Linked DNA regions of Homo sapiens: regions 1, 3 and 4 are each linked to region 2. A link is a loop called in an ENCODE intact Hi-C map of the cell type or tissue named here. Cell type or tissue: OCI-LY7. All regions are shown on one strand. Region 1 has its middle 41 kb from the start of AFF2. Region 2 has its middle 120 kb from the start of AFF2. Region 3 overlaps AFF2 (ALF transcription elongation factor 2). Region 4 has its middle 190 kb from the start of AFF2.

Region 1 (2,500 bases), 79 kb after region 2:
ACATAGTGACACTTTCTCCCTTGTGTACCAGTGTTGCCCAGGATCAAGACCAGTGCCTGGTGTATGATGGACAAGTGCTATCTGTTAGGTGAATGAACACATCCCCACACTCGATGTGCCTGTTCAGGCTTCCATCATAATTGCCCTACACTGTTACAACCTGACCTTCCTGGCTTTAGCCATGCCACCTGCAAGCCATCCCCCTTACCACAGCAAAAACAACAACAACAAAAACCACCACTGTGCAACTTGCAACTCTTCTATCTGCTATTTAAAACCTGCCAGTGCTCCCTCTGCTCTTGGGAAAAGTCCATTATGTCTCATGTGGGCTATAAGGCCCTTTGTGATCTGGGTCTGATGTATATCTTCTGCCTCAGCTGCTGTCCATCTTCTGCCTCAGCTGCTGTCCAGCAGCACTGCCCCCCGCCCACCCCCTACAATGTGGTCCAGCCAGAGTGTGATGCTTGTGGTTCCTTGAATGTGCCAAACTCTTTCTCCTCTGGAAACTTCATCCCTCACTTCTGTTCCCACTGCCCACCGCTGATAAATATAAGCTAAAAGTTAAATTTCCCAACTTTGAGATAACCTGCCAATAACTTCCTTATATCCTTTCTTATATCCTCAACTTTCTATCTGAGGCTGGGAGGATGAAGTTAATTATTAATGATGATTAACAATTGGGCTAGAATTCCGGTGGTTTTACAGAACAATTGTAGCTCCTGACCTAACAACCCTATTCTCAAATTAATTTTGGAGAAATATGTGATCGTTTAATGAGTGAACACAACAGCTTCCATAGGAGATCAGGTAAAGTAATAGTGGCCTGCCCTTAAAAAACAAGCTCCCCTATTTTGTTAATCAATGAGGGACTAAGAGTGTTGTTGCTTGTGGCTCTGCTAGGAACAGACCATATCTGCACATTTTAGTTTTCCTGATTTACAAACTGAAAATCAATGTGTCCTTATTAACAGTGCTTTAGACCTTGGATGGGTCTGCCCCATAGATCCAAAGCATAGTGTAAAGGATGGCAAACTGAAGGCCATAGCCCAGTCACATGGCTGCTCCTCAAAGGAAGGCTCCAGTCTCTTAGGAAAGTCTGCATCCTCTTCCTGACATGTTGTTGACTGTTAACACCTGGCCTTTCAGTGCCATTAGAATAAACGTCATTAAAATATTGTGGCACTTCTGCTTTTAGTAGAACTAGAAAGCCGTGAAGCATGCAAACAGAGCGTGAAAATGAGAGACACCAAGGATGGTTATGAAACTTTTTCAGACCTAAGAAAAGTTTTACTTCAGTCTGCATTTTGGTTTTGGTGGGAGTCCACATGATTTCCTTCACTTAAAGCAGTCGATCCATGTCTGTTTTCTAACTAGCCTCTTCTTGGTTACATGGTTAACTGGCCTCCACAGAGCCAATTTGGGCAATTCTGACAAGGTCAGGCAGTGGAAATGTCCAGGCATAGATAGACCTCTGGTGCCCGTTGCCCATTCAAAAAAGTCAAAATGTGAAGCCTGACTTATAGACTTCTGAGCAAATGTTCAGTGAGCTGAAACACCCTGGGAGACCATGACTATATCCTATGAGGATCCTCAGGGACAAATCAGTTTGTCCTATAATATAGTTGTATGCCTATCTTCTCCATAAGCGTGTCAGTCTCTGTAAGGTGAGAATTCTGATCAATCTTTTCTCTGTCTTTCAAAATCCCTTTATTCCCTCCCCCATCCTTCTCCTGAACACGTGTACAGCTTCTGGCACAGTGCCTTACGGGACTTCAGGAAATTTCTTGAATCAAAAAATATCTTATATTCATGTTTGTGAGACTCAGCTATGCTGGCCTCTCACCACAGTTCAATCCATGTGAGGTATAAAGTAGAATACCCTAAACAGTTCTCTGGAACCTCACCCTTCTGGGGGTTTAATACTGAATTTCCGGAAGACTTCCCAAAGCACGGGCTCTGAATCCAATGGAGTAGGGAGGTTTATAAATAGCAAATTTATGCCTTTTTCTGCTAGAAGTTGCTTTTCATTTAATTAGTGAAAAAAATCAGTGTTACTATTTTTCTTACTTTCTTTTAATGATAAAAAATATAGCCATCATGTTATCCTTTTATAAGTATATTGCTGATTACATATCCTGATTCTTAATTTTTCTACTCTCTGTCATACCTGAACCCTATTTATGAAGTTAATTCATCTGAAAAAGAAATCACCCCTGCCATTTCTCAGTTCCTGCTTGTCTCACAGGTGACACATGAGTTCCTGGATACATTCAGGCAAGACCTGAAAGTATAAAATGTTCCAGGGCTGTAAATAATGTTAGGAAACCATTCTGCCACAGCCCATGGGGACAAGTAAAAGAAACCCTGGACACTGCCATTCTGGTAAGCTGCTGTCAGTTGAAATGTACACAACATTTTGTTCTCTCTGTTTCTAAGAAAGGAGTTATAAATATGAAAGGGCAAACCAAAACATTCGGACGCTTAGATAACTCTATCTCTG
Region 2 (2,500 bases):
GGAGGACCCACCAGGGCAGAAGGACTCATTGCTCCTGCCTTCCCCTGGAGAGGTGTTGAGAAGACAGCATCTACAGGGTCAAAGTCTAAAGCAGAAATTGGCTCCTCTTTCAACTGTTTAAGAGATGCCACACAGACTCTGCAGGAGTCCCGGAGTTTTGGATCCTGGTTTAATTTTATAAAAGCCAGCACATATGGGATCTCAATGCATTTATTAGAAATTTTCTGCAATACAATTTCAATTGTAAATAGTGTTATAACTCAAAGACCCCATTCCTAGGCTGTGTCTCTTTGTCCCCCTGGGGATTCCAAAGCCAAGCAACATTACAGAGAAACATCAGCTTCTTTTTCTTTAGATTATCCAATTCAAATTCATCTCAATTACTCAGGATGCATCCTAGGGAGAAATCTTTTGGTATGCCTGCAGTGTTTTCCGTGGTAGACCTGGTGTCCTATGATTAAGTAGCCTGGTGAGGGATGGAACCCTTGGCTCTGACAAACCCCTCTTCTTCCCACCCAACCCAGACCCTCAGAAACCTGGTGAGAACCAGGCAAGACAAGGAGGACAGAGGGAAGGGAGCTGACTGAGGGAGCTTGAGAGACTCTAGCTCTCAAATTTTCTGGCCACAGCCCTCAAAATCTAATAGGTTGTAGATTTTGCACCAGCTCTAAGTAGAACCTACTGTATATTTACATTCATTGGCACTGACTCTATCAAGAGATAACATGATGGACTAGACAAACCAAAAAAGTAAAGTGGTGATCTGGTCTAGTGAGTAAGGCCTTCTCCCAGGAATTGTGAAGGGTCAGGCTCACATGCAACAAAGACCATCAAAGGAAGTACATTTTCACTTAGACAAATGACAAAACAGATTTCCAGTTTCCAGACCCCATAAAGAAGACAAAAATTGAGGAAAGTACTGAGAAATTTCAAAGTCTGAGACAAAAGGGAACTCCAGGTTGCTGACTACTTTTTAGCCAGCTCACGAACAGGGGACAATTTTTCAGCTCAATACCAGAAAGCTGAGCCAGATTCACTCCAGCTACCCAAACAAAATACCAGATGGGTAAATAGGAATCACTCCCATTGGCCAAACAGAAACTGAAACCAGGGTTCCAAGAGCTGATTAATTAAACACCAGGACTCCTGAAGAGTCAAAACAGACTGAAAAGGAAGAAGGTGAAGGGAAAAAAAGGAAAGCAAAGGGAAGATAGAAGATGAATGAAAGGGAACGGGGACACACTCAGAGTCTGGATCTGATTCACCAAGGCGCTAACACTGAAACAGTGGTCCAGAGTGCCAGCTTTTGTTCATGTCTGGTCAGACACCTCCATCCTCTGGGCAATCTCACTCACTCTCCTGGGACCTAAAAGGAGAGCCTCACCTGGGGTGCCACAAAATGTTACCAGCATCATGGATTCTTGTGATTGCCCAGGATAGAAACCAAAAGAGATAACCAAACATAGCAGCAAAGGAAAGTTTATTCCGCTTGTGCACAGGGGAGTCAGCACCAAGAAGGGAAAAGAAATGGGTTGCTTATCGAGGGTAGTCTGTGAGTTAGGTTTACAGGAGTTTTCTACAGGAAAGTATTACATTCGAGCATGTATAGGAGTAGGAGGGATTTTTCTAGTGCTTGTGCATTGGCTCAACATGCTTTTTCATACATCATATGTAGAATTAGCATTTTACATCTCCACCTCTGGGCATGATTTTTAACATTAAAATAAGGAAGGGGTAACTGTAGTTCGAAGTTTAACTCTAACTGCACATGCAGGGCCCTGGGGAAGTCCCTAGCCCCCGAAGCAGGAATTTGTGGTTAACAGCTTCTTGGGTCTTTTATTACTGATTGGTTGAGAGTTAGGTAAGCTACAGCTTGAGTAAGGAACTTGCATTCTTTTACTCCAGACCATATTAAAACAGGGAACCAACCAGCCTGCCTGTCTCATAGCTAGTTTGCTTTAATCTGTTCCCAGCTTACCTTCCTTTTCTCAGATGAAATGAGACTCATGTTAACCAAAATGCCATCCTACCTTTTGTCTTTTGACTAGACACATTGTAGAGGTTTGGATTTGTTAACCTGGAATGGGAAAGGCTGAGAGGGGAAATGATCCTGGGTATGCTAATGAGCAGAAAGAAAACAAGGATGGCACGGATACCTCTCTCTCCCCCTTCTATGTGTGTCCTCTACCTGTTGTACATTCGTATGAGATAGGTATTAATATAACCTACACTTCGTAGGTGACGAAACAGTCTCAGAGAGTGAAAGGGACTTGACCAAAGTCACAGAGCCAGTGAGTGACAGGGTCAGGGAGAGAAGCCACGTCTGCATGACTCAAAGCTTATGTCTCTAATTACCCTACATACTACCCCGCCGCCTTTGCAAGTTATAAATAGGTCATGCTGGCTTTACTCATTAAGTCCTGGGTTGCTAAAGTGAAAGAAAAACTTCCTTCCCAGTATGCCTTGTACACATCCTGAAACTGAAAGAAAGCACTTTAGA
Region 3 (2,500 bases), 120 kb after region 2:
AACCGCCAGCGAGCTGTGCCGAGAGCCGCGCCGACCCGCTGCGATCAGGGACAGGCGCCCGCCCGCCGCCGCCGCCTGGCCGCTATGGATCTATTCGACTTTTTCAGAGACTGGGACTTGGAGCAGCAGTGGTAGGTGTTGATTTTTGCCTTCTCCTTTGATGAGCGAGTCTCCTGGCGAAGTCTGAGGTTTTCGCCTTTGTTAAGAGGAGCTGAAGCTGTCGTGGGGGGCGCCCCGGACTCCCTCCCACTTGCTCTCAGCCACCTCTGGCCCCGGCCGCGCTGACTCCTAGGTCGGATGCCGGGGTGGGGGGAGGTGCGGGAAGAGGGAGGGATGCGGACCCGAAAGCGTCGCTTTGCGCTCCAAGTCTAAAGAGTTGCATTTGGCTCACATCGAATTCGGTGCCGCCCGAGGGCTGAACCGCACGACCTCCCAGGAGCTTTTCTCTCGGAGCGGCTTGCCGGTCTGGCCTCCTTGAGCCCCGGATGCCGCCCGCCCGAAATGTCTCAACTTTCCAGGTGCCCAACGCCCGCGGCGGGCCATGGGGGAAAGGCAACGGCCAGGTGCGGCCAGCAGCCCTCTGCTTCCTTGGTGGCCACCGCCCCCGCTGCCGCCACCTCCATCCCTGCGCTGCGCGGCGCGCACACCTTTCCTTCTGCCGACTCAGCCCAAGTTCCCTGCACTCCCGGGTGGAGCAGCGGCTTTGGGGGCCACCACTCAGGGGACCTTGGTTCGAGGCCGACTTCGGCGCTTGGCTTTCAAGACTGAGGGTTTTCGGAGTTGGCCCCCCAAATCCGCAGCTCTGATGTCAATGCACATTTAATTACCGGATGGACCCCCTTCGGCCTCCCACTGGGAGGCAGCCGTAGTTTTTTGTAAGGGACCTCCAGCTCAGATTCAAAGGTTGAGTCAGCTCTTCACAAAATACCCTAAACTTGTCGCTGAGACATTTTGAAAGATGGTAGAAAGGTGACTGGGGACCTGGAAAGTTGTTAACTCTCTTAGAGATGTGCGTGCGCGTGTGCATAAATACTGATATACATATCTATTAACTTTTCAAAAACTTCACCTACTACAAACATTATCACAGTTTATTTGTCATAATACTTAAACGTATCAGATTCCCCCCGCAGTCTAAGGAATTAGATGGGGAGGGGGCGCAGTGGTAACCGCTTAAAATTGCATTCTTGGTTATTGCCTTTTAAAATGTATTTAGAATGATCTGTAGTACCTACCAATAGTGCGAAATCTTTTGCAATGTTAAACTACTAGCGGCCGTTGGTTATGAATGCTGTGTATTTTTACAAGGATTTCCCCTGTTGATGTGATATTTTAGGCAATTTCCTTCTTTAAAAAAGGGTCATATGCTTAGCCAACAGCTTCATTATGCCAATCATGCCTCCTTTAGTTGCAAATCCAAGATAGTCAGAACTTAAATACATTTTATTTTACAGCAATTCCGGATAAATCCTTGAAGCGCAAATTATGCTGTATCAGTATTAATCTATAAGGCGTTTTGGATACCACGGTTTTATCAGCTCTGTAGAAATACATTGTTACATTAAAAAATGCTGTTATTTGAAAGTAAAAATTACTATAAAATTATTGCTCAATTAGATATTATGCTTCTGCACACAGCCTTTACTCTGCTTCACTAATTTATTTTGCAGACAACTGATAACCATAGCACTCTATTTGCATACAATTTGCCTAATATGTGGTGTGGGTTACATCGTTAATTTAACAGACATTGTTATAATTAATTTCATGGGTATAGTTCAAATGTTAAACATATACAAGGTATTAGGTTTTTAGAAACATGTTTTTTATATTAATTCCGGTTTAATCTTATGCATATGCAATTGCATATTTAAAGGGAATGGACTCTTTTATGTTTGATTTCTTTAAAAAAAATGATAGGCTCCCTCACCCCTGTGGGAGGCTTTCTTTTTCTTATCTTAAGGAAAATGCAAAACCTTTTTTTCCTCCAGATCCCTAACTGAGACACATCAGTTAAGAAGCATAGACTTGGACACTTCGTGAATATTATGTGAAATACTGATTAATTAGTGTAACGCATCTGCATAAATAAGCCTGTCCTTTCCCTCTGTACATGATCCAGGAAAATTTCTCCTTCTTACTGCTCGTGAGTGGCACACTTCGTGATGCATCTCTGTTTATAAACATTTGTAATGTGGTTGTGCTTTTGTGTTTTGTATAGCTCCACAGAGAAAAGGAACATAAATGTGACAATAGTGGATGAACTAAAAAGCTTGACATTGTCTTGAGTGGAAATTGGTACCTTTCCCACTTCTCTTTGGAAGTCCAGAGCATGCCAGTTACGTGTTCATTATATGTTTACTTCCATTCCTTGGGAGTAAATAGCTACTTAAAGTGATGGCCTCCACTCCCCACGCCCCCAAGCCCCCAGGAGGGCCAAGAAAGGAAAAAAGACCAGCAAAGTTAACGATCTTATTTACCTTGAATTTATTCTTAACAT
Region 4 (2,500 bases), 69 kb before region 2:
TTAGAAAAGCTTCTACTATGGATCATATGCTCATGGAATTAACTGCAGTTTTTTAAGAACTTTATAGTGAACCCACTGCATCTGGTAAATTCAATTTAGTAGACAAAAGACAAAGTCATTGCTGTAATTGTTAGGATCATATTACCTTGGAAATGCTAGAGTAACTTAAACAGAGAAAGTGTATTTTAGTTCCGGGTAAAACAAATCTAATAGACCCATTTAACTCAGTGATACTACCCTTTCATCCCTTCCATGCTCTCCTAAACATGTGTGCACACTCATGCTCATACACACACACACACACACACACACACACACACACAGGAAAGGCTGCAAGCTGTCTTTATAGACTTTCTATTGCTTCAGAAGCCACTTCCTGGCCTGGTCTTTCATCTGAAATCTCAGTATGACATCTCAGCACTGAAGGCAGTTATTTCTGTTGGTCTCTGGTTGAGAGATAGGCAGCGTCCCATCTCCAAAGCTTCATTCTGTGGGTTGGGTAGCCATGCTGCCCCTCACCCTCACCCCAACCTGCTCCACACCCAACATCCAGGAAAGAAGATGAAACTCTGGTGTGTAGACTTAACAATATTTTTTTAAAGACTGTAAATCTCTACTATTTATTGCTAGCAAATAAGCATCCTGGAGATTCACATGTATTTTCTGGCAAATGCTCACAGATACATGGCCAGCTGTTGCCCAAATTAAAGGGCATAAAGTGTCCCCTGTGAGCAAAAGTTGCAAGAACTTTATCTAGAAACTGTCAAGCAAATCTTAAGGCTTTGCCACTTAACTGCCTCATGACCACAAGCAAGTAACTTCAGCTCTCTGAGCCACAGGGTTCTCATTTATAAATGAGGTAAATGGCATTTCCTTCTTTTCCACTTGCATTGGCCCTCATTTTCCCCAATGCAGGTCCTCTGGTTTGGTGGTGAGTTGTTTTTCCATCATAGATGCACTTAAGTGCTGTTTCCAGATAATGGGAAAGCAGAAAGCCGCAGGTGAGAACAGAGAGCTGATGGGCCACATTCTCCCTGATTAACCCCATGGGAATCCTCAGGCACATTTCAAGTCCTTTGGCCAGAATACAGGCCACCTAAGACCTTGCAGGGACTGAAGGACCAGCCTTTAGGAGAAGGGTGCTGCCTCAAGTGGCCCAAGGAAAGAGTCCCACAGGCAAATGTGGGTGCTCACTCTGTAGCCTGGGCATCTTGGGTAATGTGATATTCTGTACTTCCGGATGGTGCTTTTCAGTTTATAAAACATTTTACCATCCACGATTGCATTCAAGCTTTCCACTCATGTGTGAGGTGGGCAGGACAGTTGTTACTCTATGTCCATTTTTATAGATTAAAAAACTGAGACTCAGAGAGTTGAAGGGACTTGCTCTTACATGCAAGAGTCCAATCCACAAGATGAGCTTTACTAATCATAAACTCAGCCCTTTTTCATTATCTCCCCACCTTACTGCCAGATCTGTCCCTAGATTTGAAATAATGATGCAGCTGTTTTCCCTTCATGACACCTGTGAGGAAATGGAGCTGAAATTCTCTTTGTCTACACTTAGTCCCTGATGATCTTGTGGCTTTAAATATGCACAGATGCATTTGCATCTCCAGCATGGCCTCTTTTGAACTCTAGCCTCATCTATCCAACTGACTACTTGGAGTCTCCTCTGGGATTGCTAGGAGATATTTTGAACTTAGGAGGTTCCAAACTGAAATCCTGATATTTCCCTACCCCCTGCCCAGACAGGTCATTCTTCCAGCTGCTCTGGCCAGAAGCCCTGGAGTCACCTTTGACATCTCTCCTCTTATACCCCATGTCTGAGCTATCAGCAAAATATATTCTCCAATCTAAGCATTTCGTCCCCTCCCACTCCTACCAGCCGGGTCCAAGTGGATCTCATCTCTCCCCTGCATCACTACAATCACCTCTCTGTTCCTACTGGTTCTTTCCTTTTCCCCTCAACACTTTATTCCTCCCAGAGGCAGCCTGATCACATGTGAGTCACAGCATAGCCCTCCTCTTCTCAAAACCTTCCCATGGCCCCCCAACTCACTCAAAGTCTCCACAGTGGCTTCTGAGGCCTTGCGTGATCCAGACACCCTCTAACTTCTTTTTTTTTTTTTTTTTTTTTTTTGAGACAGAAGTCTCGCTCTGTCGCCCAGGCTGGAGTGCAGTGGCGCGATCTCGGCTCACTGCAAGCTCCGCCTCCCAGGTTCATGCCATTCTCCTGCCTCAGCCTCCCGAGTAGCTGGGACTACAGGCGCCCGCCACCACGCCCGGCTAATTTTTTGTATTTTTTTTTTAGTAGAGATGGGGTTTCACCGTGTTAGCCAGGATGGTCTCAATCTCCTGACCTCGTGATCCACCCGCCTCGGCCTCCCAAAGTGCTGGGATCACAGGCGTGAGCTGCTGCGCCCGGCCCAGACACCCTATAACTTCTTAGACCTTCTCTCTTATTACTTTCCTTTGGCTTCTCTCTTTTTCTTCTTCT

Evidence for each region. Hi-C counts contacts between places; a loop is a spot of excess contacts. Peaks named below come from ENCODE experiments on the same cell type or tissue, not always from the same donor. Only the 100,000 strongest peaks of a DNase experiment are listed, where the experiment ranks them.
Region 1: it touches region 2 in a loop (8-fold over the local background); 4 of 110 quality-filtered maps call a loop at or near these places.
Region 3: it touches region 2 in a loop (4-fold over the local background); 3 of 110 quality-filtered maps call a loop at or near these places.
Region 4: a loop joins it to region 2, with 2.1 times the contacts of the local background. A loop is called at or near these places in 6 of 110 quality-filtered maps.

Annotation. Positions count from the first base shown.
Region 1 is chrX:148,458,355-148,460,854 of GRCh38, forward strand. No RefSeq gene overlaps it. Among named protein-coding and RNA genes, the nearest start is that of AFF2, 41 kb to the right of the region's middle. In OCI-LY7, no CTCF peak of the experiment used is centred here; DNase peaks (open chromatin) are centred at 1,207 and 2,247; H3K4me3 peaks cover 2,340 bases; H3K27ac peaks cover 2,500 bases.
Region 2 is chrX:148,378,994-148,381,493 of GRCh38, forward strand. No RefSeq gene overlaps it. Among named protein-coding and RNA genes, the nearest start is that of AFF2, 120 kb to the right of the region's middle. RefSeq lists an enhancer at 2,469-2,500. In OCI-LY7, a CTCF peak has its summit at 1,335 (motif pointing left); DNase peaks (open chromatin) are centred at 1,338, 1,828 and 2,388; H3K4me3 peaks cover 1,500 bases; H3K27ac peaks cover 2,312 bases.
Region 3 is chrX:148,501,014-148,503,513 of GRCh38, forward strand. AFF2 (ALF transcription elongation factor 2) reads left to right here. Exons shown (of 21, transcript NM_002025.4): 1 at 1-131. The coding sequence starts at 85. Among named protein-coding and RNA genes, the nearest start is that of AFF2, 1.6 kb to the left of the region's middle. RefSeq lists an enhancer at 264-1,141. In OCI-LY7, a CTCF peak has its summit at 966; DNase peaks (open chromatin) are centred at 208, 218, 358 and 898; H3K4me3 peaks cover 2,500 bases; H3K27ac peaks cover 2,500 bases.
Region 4 is chrX:148,310,201-148,312,700 of GRCh38, forward strand. No RefSeq gene overlaps it. Among named protein-coding and RNA genes, the nearest start is that of AFF2, 190 kb to the right of the region's middle. In OCI-LY7, CTCF peaks have their summits at 1,049 and 1,250; DNase peaks (open chromatin) are centred at 361 and 1,551; H3K4me3 peaks cover 987 bases; H3K27ac peaks cover 2,373 bases.